Regions from separate parts of the Homo sapiens genome. Here region 2 is linked to region 1. A link is a loop called in an ENCODE intact Hi-C map of the cell type or tissue named here. Cell type or tissue: MCF 10A. All regions are shown on one strand. Each heading gives the region's core, and the rest is flanking DNA. Links, peaks and the distances in the headings are about the cores only.

Region 1 (7,594 bases), core at 1,846-4,345:
GCCCACTGCATTGGTGAAGAGGAGAAAAAAACTAAGTACTTTCTACAAATACGCTCTAGGTTGCAATCTCATCTGAGCTCGTAACTGAAAAAAGCATGGCTCTCAGGAGAAGCACTTTTTGAGAAATCACATGCTTTCGGCTCTGGGTTCCATGTGTCATTTACACGGGTCCATTTTCCAGCTTTGCTAGAGACAAGGGTCGCTTGCAGTTCAACCTGACCATTGGTAATGTGGCTGGGGCAGAAAAGTGGGACCCTGGTGGAGACCTTTCTGCCCCTTCCTGAGCAGCGTGTCTGCCGAGAGAATGAGACCATCATGGATCGAAAGGGACACATATCCTATTGGTGCCAACAACAGAGGGGGAACTAAGCATGTCTGGCTAGAGATCTGGGGTAGGAATGTGTGGATTCAACAACTAAATACACCTTTCATGAAGCGATCATTAGTCTGAGGGTCTCCTAAAGCTAAGTGAAATTATTTATGTGTTAGGGCTTAGTGAACTCATCTAACCGAACTGCTTCAACATGAAGCAACAGAAATCCAACTTGCAGTGCAGTTGCAAGCTACTTCTTCAATTCCAGCAGCACTGTAATTGTCATTCTTAAATGATATTAGCATTGTCTCTGCTGCATTATTTTGTTTCCTTCCCCAGTCTGACTGATCTACTACCCTGCTATGTATGTACTAGCTATTGAATACATACATGCCGAGTGAACAGATGAATCTACTGCAGACTGCTGTTGAGAGCTGCCACTCTTGGTGTCAGTTTAGAGTCTGAAAATGTGGAAGGCTGACTACTGAAATGATTTTCTTATAAGCACGAGTCAGAAGCAGAGGGAGAACTCAGACCTTGATCTTTGTGACTTAGCTATAGGGCCTCACAATTGGATGAGATTTTAAATAGGAATCCTATAAGTGACAAAGTATTGTGGCTTAGCTAGAAATGGCTTGGCATCTGAATTATTTATTTACTTATTTTTTGAGATAGGATCTGGTTCTGTTGGCCAGGCTGGAGTGCAGTGGCGCAATCTCGGCTCTGTGCAACCTCTGCCTCCCAGGCTCAAGTCGTCTTCCCACGTCAGCCTCCTGAGTAGCTGGGACTCCAGGTGTATTCTACCACATCCAGCTAAATTTTGTATTTTTTTTTTTTTTTATAGAAGGGGGCTCACTATGTTGGCCAGGCTGGTCTTGAACTCCTGAGCTCAAAGGATCCACCCCGCTCGGCCTCCCAAAGTGCTGGGATTACAGGCATGAGCCACTGCACCCAGCCAGCATCTGAATTAATCTAATTGTTCTGTAGGAAAAACCATCAGTTCTCCATCAATTTTTTTCTTTTTTTTTTTTTGAGACGGAGTCCCGCTCTTTAGCCCAGGCCGGATTGCAGTGGCACAATCTTGGCTCACTGCAAGCTCCGCCCTCCCAGGTTCACGCCATTCTCCTGCCTCAGCCTCCCGAGTAGCTGGGACTACAGGCGCCCGCCACCGCGCCCGGCTAATTTTTTGTATTTTTAGTAGAGACGGGGTTTCACCGTGTTAGCCAAGATGGTCTCGATCTCCTGACCTTGTGATCCGCCCGCCTCGGCCTCCCAAAGTGCTGGGATTACAGGCGTGAGCCACGGTCGTGCCCAGCCTCTCCATCAATTTTTAAACTGCAAATAAAGCAGAAATGTTTTCATCACTATCTAAATACCAGTATCTGGCATTAAGCTCTCAGGCAGCAAGCCTGAGAGAACAAGTTCTGAGACGTGCTGGCTCTTTTCCAGATGGCCTTGGAATGCCAGCTTCAGGACCCCCAGGTCTCGACCAGCTGGCCTTCCTGGAGCACCCAGACCTGCTGAATGGATGTCCCATGGCTACTCCTGCCCGAGGCTGTTCAGTTCTGTGATTATTCATGGCCCAAAATTCTGTGCCAAGAACCCACCAGGCCAGGTTCACACACCTGCCGCTCTGGTGCCATCAGGATGGCGGCTGCTGCCACCGCGGCTGGCTGGTGCCCATTTCCTCACCTGTTTCCTACCTCATTCCTTCAGGGGAAGAGGGAAGTCTGCCTTTCCTTCATTAGCTTTTCCAGGCATCTGCCCATCAGAGGGCGCAGCTGCCAAGAGTTAGACAACAATGCATCTTGTTTCAACAGCACCCTTCAAAACTCGGGGACTCACACACGGCTGCCAATTCCTCGACCGCTCATTCAGGCAAGTGTAGTGACCAGAAGTTAATAAGGGAAATAACACCGTGCTTCTGCCAGGAACACGGCATTATGCTTGGCCGAGTTGGCAAATAAAGGGAGGAAAACAGTTTTAGAAACACAAAAGCTGTCCTCCGGGATAGGAGGCAAAATGAGCAGCCAAGGCCAATGGCAGTGAGTGTCTGCACCACTCAACGGAAAAGCAGGATGGACAAGGGTCAGGGAGCCTGGCTTCGGGTCCTGCTCTGCCACGACCAGCTGTGCAAGCTTGGGCAGGTTACTTTCTCTGCGCCTTCTGCTTTTCCTAAGGCTGGAATGAGATGATCCTTATTTTCCCCTTGTGAATGCCAACCTAAAAGCCATGCATGAGAGGCTGAATCTCATTCAGCCAGGACTTGATATATCCATCACTGGCTCTGGACCTTGGTTTCGTGATTCAACCATGTTGCTATTTTCTGCCCTGTACTGAAGGCACTAATTTTGAATGACTGAAATGTGGGAATGACATGTTTGGCAGATTGTACCTCCCAAAGATGGCTGCATTAAAACCTCCCGTCCTATGCGCTCCTTGTAACGTGAACTTGCCACGTCTCATCAAGAAGTGGAGTCTGACAACTCTGAACAACAGAATACGGTGGAAGTGACATGCTGCCATTGCCAAGAAGAGCCTTTCCTCACCTGGTGGCTTCACCTTCCTGCTTCTTAGAAGCTGGACACCAGGTAAAAAGTACAACTGCCTACCCAGAGACCACACCATGAGAAGACCAAGCCACATGGAGAGGCCCTGGAGGACGTGAGGAGGAGCACTGAGCCAGGAAGCAGGTTGGAGAAGAAGCCATCTTTGAAGAGGATCCTCCAGCTCCGGCCGCCCCCATGTGGATCAGGCAGGAACTGCACCGCCAAACCCTCCCCAGACTCTGGAACCCACTAAATCCTGAGCAAAATAAATAATTGTTTTAAGCTACGAAGTTTTGGTGCAGTTTGCTACATAGCACGCAGGAACAGATAACAGAAACAATGTTATCCACAGTATTGGGCAAATACAGATGGACCTCATCTTAACAGATCTGTTCCTAAAAGCATTTGCTGAAAATGAACACAAATTTACATATCAAATCATTTTCAAAGCTTCCACACTTACATTTTTTGAAAAGTATGGTGGCGGGGGGAGAGGGAATCACTAACTCCAGTGACAATTCAAATATACTTATTAGCTAAGGTATCGTCTCCTTCTGGGAAACCACCCGAGCCACCCCTTTCAACCAGCCATGGAATATGCCCCCGGAACAACCCCCATTCGTGACTCAGTAGCTCAGCTCCTGGTACAGTGCATTGAATTTGCTTGTTTCTTCTCCATTACTTGAAGGCAGGGGCCATATCCATTCCTTCTGGTAGTAGGAACAGTATAATGGCGAATGCATAAAGAATGCTTATTATGTGCTAAGGACTGTTCCAAGACCTTTACATGTATATTTATAGTGTTTATAGTATGTCAATTCAATGTTTATAACAGCCATGTGAGGTTGGCTCCATCATTACCCTCATTTTGCAGATGAAGAAACTGAGGCACAGAGGGGGTAGGTAACTTGCCCAAGGTCATCCAGCTGGTAAGCAGCAGAGCCTGGCTTTAAACCCGGGCAGTCTGGGTCCAGAGTCCATGCTCTTAACCACACCATACATTAAGTATGTATGCTCCTTTCGCACTTAGCATTCAATAAACGTCTCTGACTCAATGAATGAATCAACAGTGCAAATCAAACCCAAACTTCCACACAGATCAGGATTTCTGAAAGAAACCTGTACCACGTGAATAAAAATCAATTATAAGAACTACATGCAGCTGTAACATCCCATATAAATGCTAAGTAATGACAATGAATTTGCTACACAGACCAGAAATAAATCTGAATGAGAAAAGGTACTTCCCTACTACTTCCTGCTTATCTATTAGTGCTAATCTAGTCAGTAGCTGCTAATATAATTACTTCATGAAAATCTATGCTAATAGGAACCAAGGGAGGGCACAGATAAATAAAGCTCACAGATGAATATTGGAATCTCATGTCCATTCGCCATTCAGTTCAGAAAGCTCCGTCAAACCTACTACCCGATGGTTTGTTTCATCTCCTTCCTCTTCCTCTCCATCTGAGGTAAGTTATAACAAAAGAGTAAGGAGGCACACAAAGCTTTCACAAAATCCAGTGCCAATAAAAAAAGTTCCTGAGCAGCTGCGAACTGGTTGCAAATGGCCATAAAAGAACTAGAAGATACTGCATAGAAAGACTATGTCTACTTCGCTGCAGAAGCTGCACAAAATTGGTGCCTTCTTTTTATCATGTTTCCAACTGTATAATGTTATTACTCTGTGTTGTTTGTAGACTGGCAGTATTGGTATCACCTGCAAACTTAACAGAAATGCAATTTCATGTCCCACCCCAGAGCAAATGAATCAGAATTTGCCCACAGGTACAGTAACGTGTGAAAAGCACCGCAAAGGATTGGACCACAAGTCTGGATGAGGGTGAGAAGGAGTCTGTCCTCAAGCACTGACCTTCCAATTCCTTCACCCATTCCCACCTCCAACAACTCTGCTACTCCAATCCCAAATTGCCAAAATGATTTTTTTTTTTTTGAGATGGAGTCTTGCTCTGTTGCCCAGGCTGGCATGCGGTGGCGCGATCTTGGTTCACTGCAACCTCTGCCTCCGCCTGCCAGGGTCAAGCAATTCTCCTGCCTCAGCCTCCCAAGCAGCTGGGATGACAGGCATGTGCCACCACGCCCAGCTAATTTTTGTGTCTTTAGTAGGTACAAGAGTTCCGTCATGTTGGCCAGGCTAGTCTCGAAATCTTGACCTCAGGTGATCCGCCACGCCTGGCCCCAAAATGATCTTAAAGCTGAGAGAAGCGATAACTGGGAACAGGTGGGCGTGACACTTTCCTGGCCTTTGGAATCAAATGCATCTGTGTTTGAGTCCCTGTTCCATTAGTTACTAGCTGTGTGATAAATTGACGTCTTCTAAGCATCGGTTTCTTATCTACAATATGGAAACATAACTATAATGCCTTGTTTTTGCAGGAAAATTGCACGTAAGTGCCTGGCAGAGGGGAGGGCACACACACAGTGAGTGTTCAGGAAAGAAGAGCCAGCCCTGGTTCATGGCGCTCTCTCTTTCCTTCTCCAGACTTAAATACAGATCAGACTATTTCATCTCCAGATGCCACAGATCAGGGCTACTACATTTCATTTGAAATCTGAAATTTTCTCAGAACCTGAAATGACTTCTAATTTGATGACACATTCATTTGAAAGATGAGGACGCTGAAACCCAGAAAATTTAATCTCTGGGGCAGCACAATCTTCCTTACCCGTTTCCTTAATTATGTGTTTCAAAGAACAAGGTTCTAAAAACAGTACCAAAAACCTCTCCTGACAAATATATTGAAAATGACGTGTTATACACTGAGACAGAGACAGCAGGATGGAGCGGTCAGAGGCCCAGAAGACCCATCTTCAAATGCCATCTCCACCAAGAACTAGTTGTTATCACAAATAACTCTATGACTCATTTTTCTCACCTCTAAAATAAAGGCCCATTAGATGGGCTCTAATGTTACTTCCAAGCAAAAGAAATTCTGATTCCAGATGAAATGTTGCCCCTCTTTTTTTTAGAGACAGGGTCTCACTCTGTCACCCAGGCTGAAGTGCAGTGGCCGATCATGGCTCACTGTAGCCTCGACCTCCTTGGGCTCGAGTGATCTTCCCACCTCAGCCTCCCGAGTAGCTGGGACTACAGACGCATGCCACCACGTTAGGCTAATATTTGCATTTTTTGTAGAGACAGGGTTTCACCATGTTGCCCAGGCTGGTCTCGAACTCCTGGGCTCAAGAGATCTGCCTGCCTGAGCCTCCCTAGGTGCTGGGATTACTTAAAGCATGAGCCACCGCGCCCAGCCCCTCTTCTTTAAAGATGTAATTTTCAATATTGTCCACCAGGTGGCAGAACATCTCCTTTACAGAAGTCTGAGCGGAGTTACACAAAGGACAGAAAAGAACTCTGACAAAACGGTATATATATTTCAAAGCATTAAGTTTTCTACAATTTGATTGTAACTGGTTTTTATTTGAATGTTAATCAAGAATTTGGTCAGCCATGTGCCACGGGAAAAGGGCTAAATTCCAAATCTAAGATATTAAAGTAACATGAGCACAGCGGGTGATGGGGATTGAGAAGTGCAAGCTACCTGGCCGCCTAAAACGTGCCAAGGAGTTGTCTTCTTAACAAATGCGGCCTGAAGGGCAATCATCTACAAAAGCCTTGGATATAGAAAGTTTTAAAACATTTTCCATGGAAAAGTGGCGTAAAATAGAAAAAGAACTGACTGAAGAAAATGTCTAAGATTACAGAAGCAGATAGTTCTGAAGTTAAGGGGACTGGGCGCAGTGGCTCATGCCTGTAATCCCAGCACTTTGGGAGGCCGAGGCAGTGGGATCGCCTGAGGTCAGGAGTTCAAGACCAGCATGACCAACATGATGAAACAACATCTCTACTAAAGAAAACACACACACACACACACACACACACACACACACACACACAATCAGCCAGGTGTGTTGACACATGCCTGTAATCCCAGCTACTTGGGAGGCTGAGGCAGGAGAATCGATTGAACCAGGAGGCAGAGGTTGCAGTGAGCTGAGATTGCACCACTGCACTCCAGCCTGGGCAAGAAGAGCGACACTCTGTCTCAAATAAATAATTTTAAAAAAAATGTGGCCAGGTGCAGTGGCTCATGCCTGTAATCCCAGCACTTTGAGAGGCCAAGGCGGATAGATCACTTGAGATCAGAATTCGAGGTCAGCCTGGCCAACATGGTGAAACCCTGTCTCTACTAAAAATAAAAAAATTAGCTGGGTGTGGTGGTGTACACCTCTAATCCCAGCTACTCGGCAGGCAGGGGCAGGAGAGTCACTTGAACCCAGAAGGCGGCGGTTGCAGTGAGCCGAGATCGCACCACTGCACTCCAGCCTGGATGACAGAGTGAGCTCCCGTCTCAAAATGAACGAATGAATGAATGAATGAACGAACGAATGAATACATGCATAGAGACTAAAATGCAATATGGCATCCTAGATTAGATCCTGGAACAGAGAAGGGCATTAGAAGAAAAACTGGTAAAATCAGAATACAGTGTTTATTAAAAATCAGAATACAGTGTTTATTAATAATTTTCTATTGATGTTAATTTCTTTGTTTGTACTGTGATTCTGTAGGATACAACATGACGGCGATCTGGAGAAGGGGCTATGAGAACTCTGTACTATCTTTGTAACTTTGCTGTAAATCTAAAATTATTTCTGAATAAAAATTTACTTTTAAAGTGCATAGAAAAATAAGAGGAAAAAACAGCCA
Region 2 (7,594 bases), core at 2,080-4,579, 200 kb after region 1:
GCCCAGCTAATTTTTGTATTTTTGATAAAGATGGGGTTTCACCATCTTGGCCAGGCTGGTCTTCAACTCCTGACCTTGTGATCCACCCGCCTTGGCCTCCCAAAGTGCTGGGATTACAGGCGTGAGGCACCACGCCTGGCCTAGGAATTATTATCATCTTCTTTTCACAGGTGAGAAAACAGGTTGAGAGGATGGGTGACTTGCCCAAGTCATAGGATTGGTGGATGGTAGGGCCAGGGTTCATTCCCACTCAGCCCCATCTGCTTCCAAATTCCTAAGCGCTAGTGTGGTGTCATTTGCACCATGGCTTGATCCTTCCCTACTCTATTATACCAACTCAAGGGCAGGCAGAGCATCTTTATTTCAACAACATCTGTGCAAAGTCACTATGTGTCAGGCAACTGTTCTACATGATGGGATAAAGTGGCAAATGAAAAAGGACAGTATTTGACTCAGGTCAAAACTAAGGAAATCTAGCTGAGGGCAGTGGCTCATATCTGTAATCCCAGCACTTTGAGAAGCTAAGTGGGGAGAGACTCACATGAGCCCTGGAGTTCAAGACCAGCCTGGGCAACACGGAGAAACTGTATCTACAAAACAAAACAAAAAAAAAAATTAGCCAGGAGCAGTGGGGCATACCTGTGGTCCCAGCTATTCAGGAGGCTGAGGAAGGAAGATCAGTTGAGCCTGGGAGATCAAGGCTGCAGTGAGCCATGATTGTACCACGCACTCCAGCCTGGGTGATGGAGCAAGATCCTATCAAAACAAAAAACAAAAAACAAAAACAAAAAACCCTAAGGAAATCTGATCTAATTAGCCACTAGTCGTGGATTTGAATGAGCTGACATGGAGCCAGGCCTTGAAGGATCTTGAGGAACAGAGTCACTAGTCGTGGATTTGAATGAGTTCTGTGTCTTGACTTCAATTTCTAAGCCTCCGTTTTCCTCATCTATAAAATGATGATGATACCTTTACCACCCATATCATGGTATTTTTATGAGGCTAAATTACAGCATGCAACACAAACCGTCAAATACCCGAATGCTGTTAATTATTGTCATTAATATTATCAAATGGCATCTATTAAATATTTATGTGTCTGTGACGCTTGTTATCACATCTGTAGTTTTCCAGGAGTTTGATCTAAAAAAAGAGTTACTATCACTGATGGTGATTTATTAGGCCAGCTTCATATAGGAAGGTTTTTATATGTGGTACTTTTTATATGTGCTGAATAAATCTGATAGCCTTTAGTTAATAAAAACGTATCAATATAGCTTAATTATAACAAGCATACCATATTAAGATACAAAAAAAGAGAAAGGGAGGTGAGGGAGTATTGAGATACCCTGTACTATCTGCTCAGTTTTCCTGTAAATCTAAAAATGCTTTAAAAAAAATTAAGACTGGCCGGGCGCGGTGGCTCACGCCTGTAATTCTAGCACTTTGGCAGGCTGAAGCAGGCAAAATGATTAAGCTCAGGAGTTCAAGACTGGCCTTGGCAATACAGCGAAACCCCAACTCTACAAAAATACAAAAATTAGCCAGGCGTTGTAGTGCGCACCTGTGGCCCCAGCTACTCAGGAGGAGGGGGCAGGAAGATGGTTTGAGCCCTGGAGGTTGAGGCTGCGGCAAACCGAGATCATGCCACTGCACTCCAGCCTGGGTGACAGAGTGAGGCCTGTCTCAAAAATAATTGATTTTTTTTTTTTAAGAGCATGAACATGAGGTCAATTTTCTTGACTGGCTTATAAACTACCTCTTAAACTAATTCCAAAGAAGTGTAGTCCTATCGTCTTTAACAAAGAAGGTGGCACTGAAACGTGTGAATGGGGCCGACTGGGGGAGTGAGTTTGAACTAGGATCTCTAGCTAAATGTGTGGCACGTGTTTTTTAAACTTAATCTCATGCATTTATATTCCTCCTTTTATACAACACTAACATGTTTCGGGCTCCAAGTTCTCCAGCTTAATTCACTACATTTTAATTAACATACCCAGGAAGGAATTTACCACACCTCCTACTCCTCTAACAAGTAAAGTAAGTCCCAGAAAGGCTCTAGGAAGTTCCATTAAAAAAAAAAAAAAAAAAAAGTTGGCAATTTTTTTTTCCTTAAAAATCGCAGTCCCAATTCCCAAGTTCTATAGACAATCTTAAACCCAGAACTTCAAGCGTCTGTCTGTACATTAACATACTCCACCATACTATATCCGATTCCTGCCTAAAGAAGGGAGCTCAGCCTTTCACATACCCTGTCCAGAGACTCCTCTCAACTGTAACAAGAGACTCCACACTGCATTTGTGAGATCTGCACATATAAAAAGTCTACCACATATAAAAACCTTCCTATGTGGAGCTGGCCTAAGAAATCACCATCAGTGGCAGCAACTGTGTTTTTTAGATCAAACTCCTGGAAAACTACAAATGTGATAACAAGCATCAAAAATAAATATTTAACAGATGCCATTTGATAATATTCATGACAATAATAAGTAACAGCATTCGGGTATTTTATGGTTTGTGTTCCATGCTGTAATTTAGCCTCATAAAAATACCGTGATATGGGTGGTAAAGATGTCATCACCATTATATAGATGAGGAAAACGGAGGCTTACGAGTTGAAGTCAAGACACAGAACTCATTCAAATCCACGACTAGTGACTCTGTTCCTCAGGATCCTTCAAGGCCTGGCTCCATGCCAGCTGTGTTTTCACTCTCTCCACCAGAAAGACAGGATCCCTCTCATTTTTTAATAATTTTCCACAGTCCTCTTGTCATCCATGGAGGTTCTCTCTTTCTCTGCAGGCCACCTATCTGTTCATGCCTCCAATCTCCTGAGCAGAATTATATAAACCGACTCAGGCCTAGGACCTGGCTCACTCACCCAGGTCCCGCTGTGTTAACAAAGTGCCTTTGCATGCAGTGGAAGCTCCTCAACCCCAAAGGCCCCACAACCACGTGACTGATCCTGTGCTGCAAAACCGACACATGAGCAAAAGCCAAGGAACAAAAACAGACCTCGTTCCAGTGCTTCAAAACTTACGGGAAATTCAAGGTGACTTATTTTCCTTGACCTTAAAATAATGTTTAAGTTTTATAACATGGCTGATAATCATAAATGGAAAAGGGAGTTTTCTTTTCCCCTGGGGCCCTGAGCCAGCCCTCCAATTTGGGGCCAAGATTGTTGAGAAAATGTGCCACGATACTTAATTTTTGGCCAGATTCCAGAAAAAGTAGGGGAGAAAAATGAGTTTCACCATCCGTACAGCTTGGGCTGCTTTCACAGGCACCGCGCTCTTGCAAAATACAGCCTAAAATTGACTTCTGCATATTTCTCTTTGCCAAGTTGACCATTTTGTTAGTAGAACCTTTGATTCTCAGAACCTAAATCAAGTGAAAAGTCAAATATTTTTAAAAGATCAAATTATCTAAAAACTTCAGCTCTGCCTCAGTACAAAATATAAAGCTCCTGGCTTTATATACACAGATAGTGACTAATTCAGGGTGTTAACTTCTTGTACCTGAAAGAAAATGGAAGGCTTCCAAAGTACTGGGATATCACAGAAGCTGCTGAAAGAAGCAGTTTACTGAATGGTACTTCTGTGTCTTCACAGTTTTAACATGCTCAACGGTGGAAAACGAAAACTGTTTGAAGTGGCTAAAATTCAATGCTTGCTTTGTTTGTAACCAGAATAGCCAAAACTGAATATAGTTCCCCAAGATTTTTAATGTCCTGCTTACTGTATTTTTCCTTCTGCAGCCAATTAGAAATGATACTTTTAAAAAATAAAATGTTTAACTCTAGCATCAGTAACATACGTGCTTTGAATTTTTATCAGGAATGGAAAATGGAATGCGTAGAGCTACCCACATGTTCCTTGTCTTGCAAATATTATAGCATCAAATACCACAAAAATAATGAGAAATGTCCTCAAATTTCACAATTAATAAATAGTTCCTCTGTCCTGGTCAGAAAAGCAATGGAAGAATACCAGAGGGTACTTGGGAGCGTGCGTGTGTACACGCTCATGCGTGCGCATCTGTGGTGTGGCTGGTGGTGGGAGTGAGGGAAAGCGACAGAGTTGGGATGCAGCTAAGACTCCTGAGGTGTCCCCTAGGATGGAAATCCTCCACCTGCCCTCTACTCTGCCACCGTGTTGTGTGTTCTGGGAAGCTGACCCATTTAACAACAGGCTGTCTTGCCCACTGGCTCCCATTTTGGTTCAGCCAAATCCTTTCCCACCATATTCCCTGGGTCCTGTCAGGTGGCTCTCTATATAGGGTCCCCTGGAAACTGCTTCCTCCCTCACCCCTCAGGCCTAGGAGTGGGAGGAGCTTGGCTATTACTAGCCCCCGGATGCAGCCACGTCTTTGTGGCTCCTATATACCCTGTCCCCAATATTTTTTATGGCAACATTTTTAATATATGGCTTCCTTTTTTGGTTGTGTGTGTGTGTGTGTATGTGTGTATGTGTGTGTGTATGTGTGTGTGTCTGAAACAGTGTCTCACACTGTCACCAAAGCTGGAGTGCAGTGGCCCCATCTCGACTCACTGTAGCCTTGACTTCCCGAGCTCAAGCAATCCCTGACCTCAGCCTCCTAAGTAGTGGAACTACAGGGCACACCACCAGGCTTGACTAATTTTGTTTATTTTTTGTACAGACAGGAGTCTTACTAAGTTGCCCAGGCTGGTCTCAAACTCCTGGGCTCAAGCAATCCTCCTGCCTTGGCCACCCAAAGTGCAAAGATTACCAGTGTGAGCCACCACACCTGCTTGTTTTTAATATATGTTAATCAACAAGTACAATGACACTTGAGGACAGTACAAGTATCTTCACTGTTCTGACTGGGGTCTGTACAATAGTTTTCCTCCACAATAGAAGCTGACTTTTTTTGAAAATTTTTTATATAATTTAATGAAACAATTTGGTCTCCCTACCTTCTTCCCCTCTGTTCTTCAATCCATTCTAAACAACACTAGCAGATTAATTGTCCTGAAGCACCAAGGTAGGAGTGGCATTCCCTCCACACTAGAGTCCATTGTCTTCCCATTACCTACCATATGCCACCTGTTTTCTTATGGGACCTGGACTGATATGGATACCTGAAGCTTTGAACACTCCCCTAAGAAGATCCTGGCCTGTAATTCCTATTGTTTTGATCCTACTTTTATAACACTCTTAAAGCTAACTGTTGTGGCTGGTGAACTGAAAGGGTTTTTCTTTCTTTTAATCCACAAAATGCCATTATCTGCAATAAACCACAAGGCAGAGGATATATCTTGTAATTTCAGTGATTTTTTTAAAAAACATTACCAGATCAAGTTAGTTCTTTGCTCAAAGCCTTTTCGTCTCTCCCAGAATTAAAAATGTTTTAAGTCCTTATTCTGCCCTGCCGTGCCATGCCCTCCGAAACCTGTCCCTCGCCCCACCAATATTTTTCTGTCCTCACCTCTGCCCTGGCCTCCAGAACAGCATTCCCATTCTTCAAACACGCCGCACTGGCTCCACCTGGGGGCCTATGCCCCTGCAGTTCCCTCCACCTGGAATGCCACCTCCTGAGTCTTCATGTCACAAATTCCTACTCACCTGATTCTTGTGGCCAAAAGCCTTGGCCCAGCACCACATCTCCAGCAGCCCTCTCTTGCCCCAGCTCTCTCTCTCTCTCTCTCCCCCTTTGTCTTTTCTTCCTGGTGCTTCTTCCCCCCAGTGCTTACGATCCATCTCCTCCTATGAGAATGTAGGGTCCCCAAGGAGGGGCTTTTGTTAGGCTCACCATTCATCGTCACTGGCTGAACAGTGGCAAGCAGACAGCCGGCACTCACTAAATATTTGTTGAATAAATGAATGATTCGGTCGGTCAGAGAGGGAAAAGAAAGAACAGCTGGTCCACTTTCTTAATGGTTGTGGCTCAATTTCCAGTGACCAAGGAGATGCTCAGTGGTTATCTTTTGCAGATTACATTGAAGGGATTCTGTTTCTATTAAAAGATGAGCTTATGGAATAACCTGCCATCCAACATGAGGATATTCCACCCTGCATGTCAAAACCAGCACACTGCACAGTAAACAATCAAAAATATGATCAAATGTAAATTCAGAGGCTGAGTGTGGTGGCTCACACCTGTAATCCCAGCACTTTGGGAGGCCAAGGCAGGTGAGGTCAGGAGTTTGTGACCAGCCTGGTCAACATGGTGAAACTCCATCTCTACTAAAAATACAAAAATTAGCTGGGTATGGTGGCATGCGCCTGCAGTACCAGCTACTCAGGAGGCTGAGGCAGGAGAATTGCTTGAAGTTGGAAGGCGGAGGTTGCAGTGAGCCGAGATGGCACCACTGCACTCCAGCCTGGGCGACAGCAAGACTCTGTCTCACAAAAAAAAACCAAAAAACAAAACAAAACAAAAAAAAACCACAAGTAAATTTAAACGATTGCTTAAACTAGCAGGGAAGGGCAGAGATATCTGTAAAGGACCAGACAGTAAATAACTGAACACTGTGTGGACTAGAGTCTCTGTGACAATACTCAACTCTGCTGCTGTACCATGAAAGTTGCTTTTCATGGCCATCCAGAAAGCTGTGCTGCCTCAGCAGGAAGAAGCTTGCCCACAGAGCTTTGATATACAGTGCGGAATATCCTCATACATAGATGAACACAGCTGTGTTCCAATAAAACTTTATTATAAACAATGAAATACAAATTTCTATAATTTTCAGCTGTCACAAAATTCTTCTCCTACTTTTGACTTTTCTTCAAGCATTTATTTTATTTTATTTATTTTATTTTTTGAGACAAAGTCTCACTCTGTCGCCCAGGCTGGAGTGCAGTGGCGTGATCTCGGCTCACTGCAAGCTCCGCCTCCCGCATTCACGCCATTCTCCTGCCTCAGCCTCCTGAGTAGCTGGGACTGTAGGCGCCCACCACCATGCCCGGCTAATTTTTTGTATTTTTAGTAGAGACCGTGTTAGCCAGGATGGTCTCGATCTCTTGACGTCGTGATCCGCCCGCCTCCCCAAATCCCAAAGTGCTGGGATTACAGGCGTGAGCCACCGCGCCTGGCCTCTTCAAGCATTTAAAAATGTAAAAACCATTCTAGGCTCATGGGCCATATAAAAAAAACAGGTGGCAAGCTGGATTTGGCCTCCAAGCTGTAGTTTGCTGATCTCTGGTTTAAATCATTTCTCAAGCTGGCTATTTTTGTCTTGATAAAATACATTCTACCCCATGAATCTGCTGGATATTCTACAACTGATTAAACATGGAATAAATGCATTTGTTATAATTGGCTGGAAAAATAGTTTATTTGGGTAAATAAACATCACTTAATCACTCTTCTAAGACTATCCTTCCACCCAGATTTTGGTCATCTTGTCACACAAGCTCTGTTAGCGTCTCTTTCCTCACCTAAGTACCTTCAATCTGCCATCCTAGTGAAGAAATTCCATCGTACTCTTTCTTTCTTTTCAGAAATGGGAATTACAATGAAACTTTGGGATAGGGAGAAAAGGGTGGCTTCCCAAGCTTTGGGGCAAGGCAAATTCCAGGATAATGTTTTATGACTAAGGGTACAATGCGTTGCCTACACTTTCCTTTTA

The links. Hi-C counts contacts between places; a loop is a spot of excess contacts. Peaks named below come from ENCODE experiments on the same cell type or tissue, not always from the same donor. Only the 100,000 strongest peaks of a DNase experiment are listed, where the experiment ranks them.
Region 2: it touches region 1 in a loop (4-fold over the local background); 2 of 110 quality-filtered maps call a loop at or near these places.

What each region holds. Positions count from the first base shown.
Region 1 is chr4:40,921,648-40,929,241 of GRCh38, forward strand. All of the region lies in intron 10 of APBB2 (amyloid beta precursor protein binding family B member 2), which reads right to left. Among named protein-coding and RNA genes, the nearest start is that of NSUN7, 180 kb to the left of the region's middle. RefSeq lists a silencer at 2,185-2,479. In MCF 10A, for the core only: a CTCF peak has its summit at 3,067 (motif pointing left); a DNase peak (open chromatin) is centred at 3,034.
Region 2 is chr4:41,117,450-41,125,043 of GRCh38, forward strand. The region is part of intron 2 of APBB2 (amyloid beta precursor protein binding family B member 2); the gene reads right to left. Among named protein-coding and RNA genes, the nearest start is that of APBB2, 93 kb to the right of the region's middle. RefSeq lists enhancers at 7,103-7,594, 7,177-7,594. In MCF 10A, for the core only: no CTCF peak of the experiment used is centred there; DNase peaks (open chromatin) are centred at 2,972 and 3,222.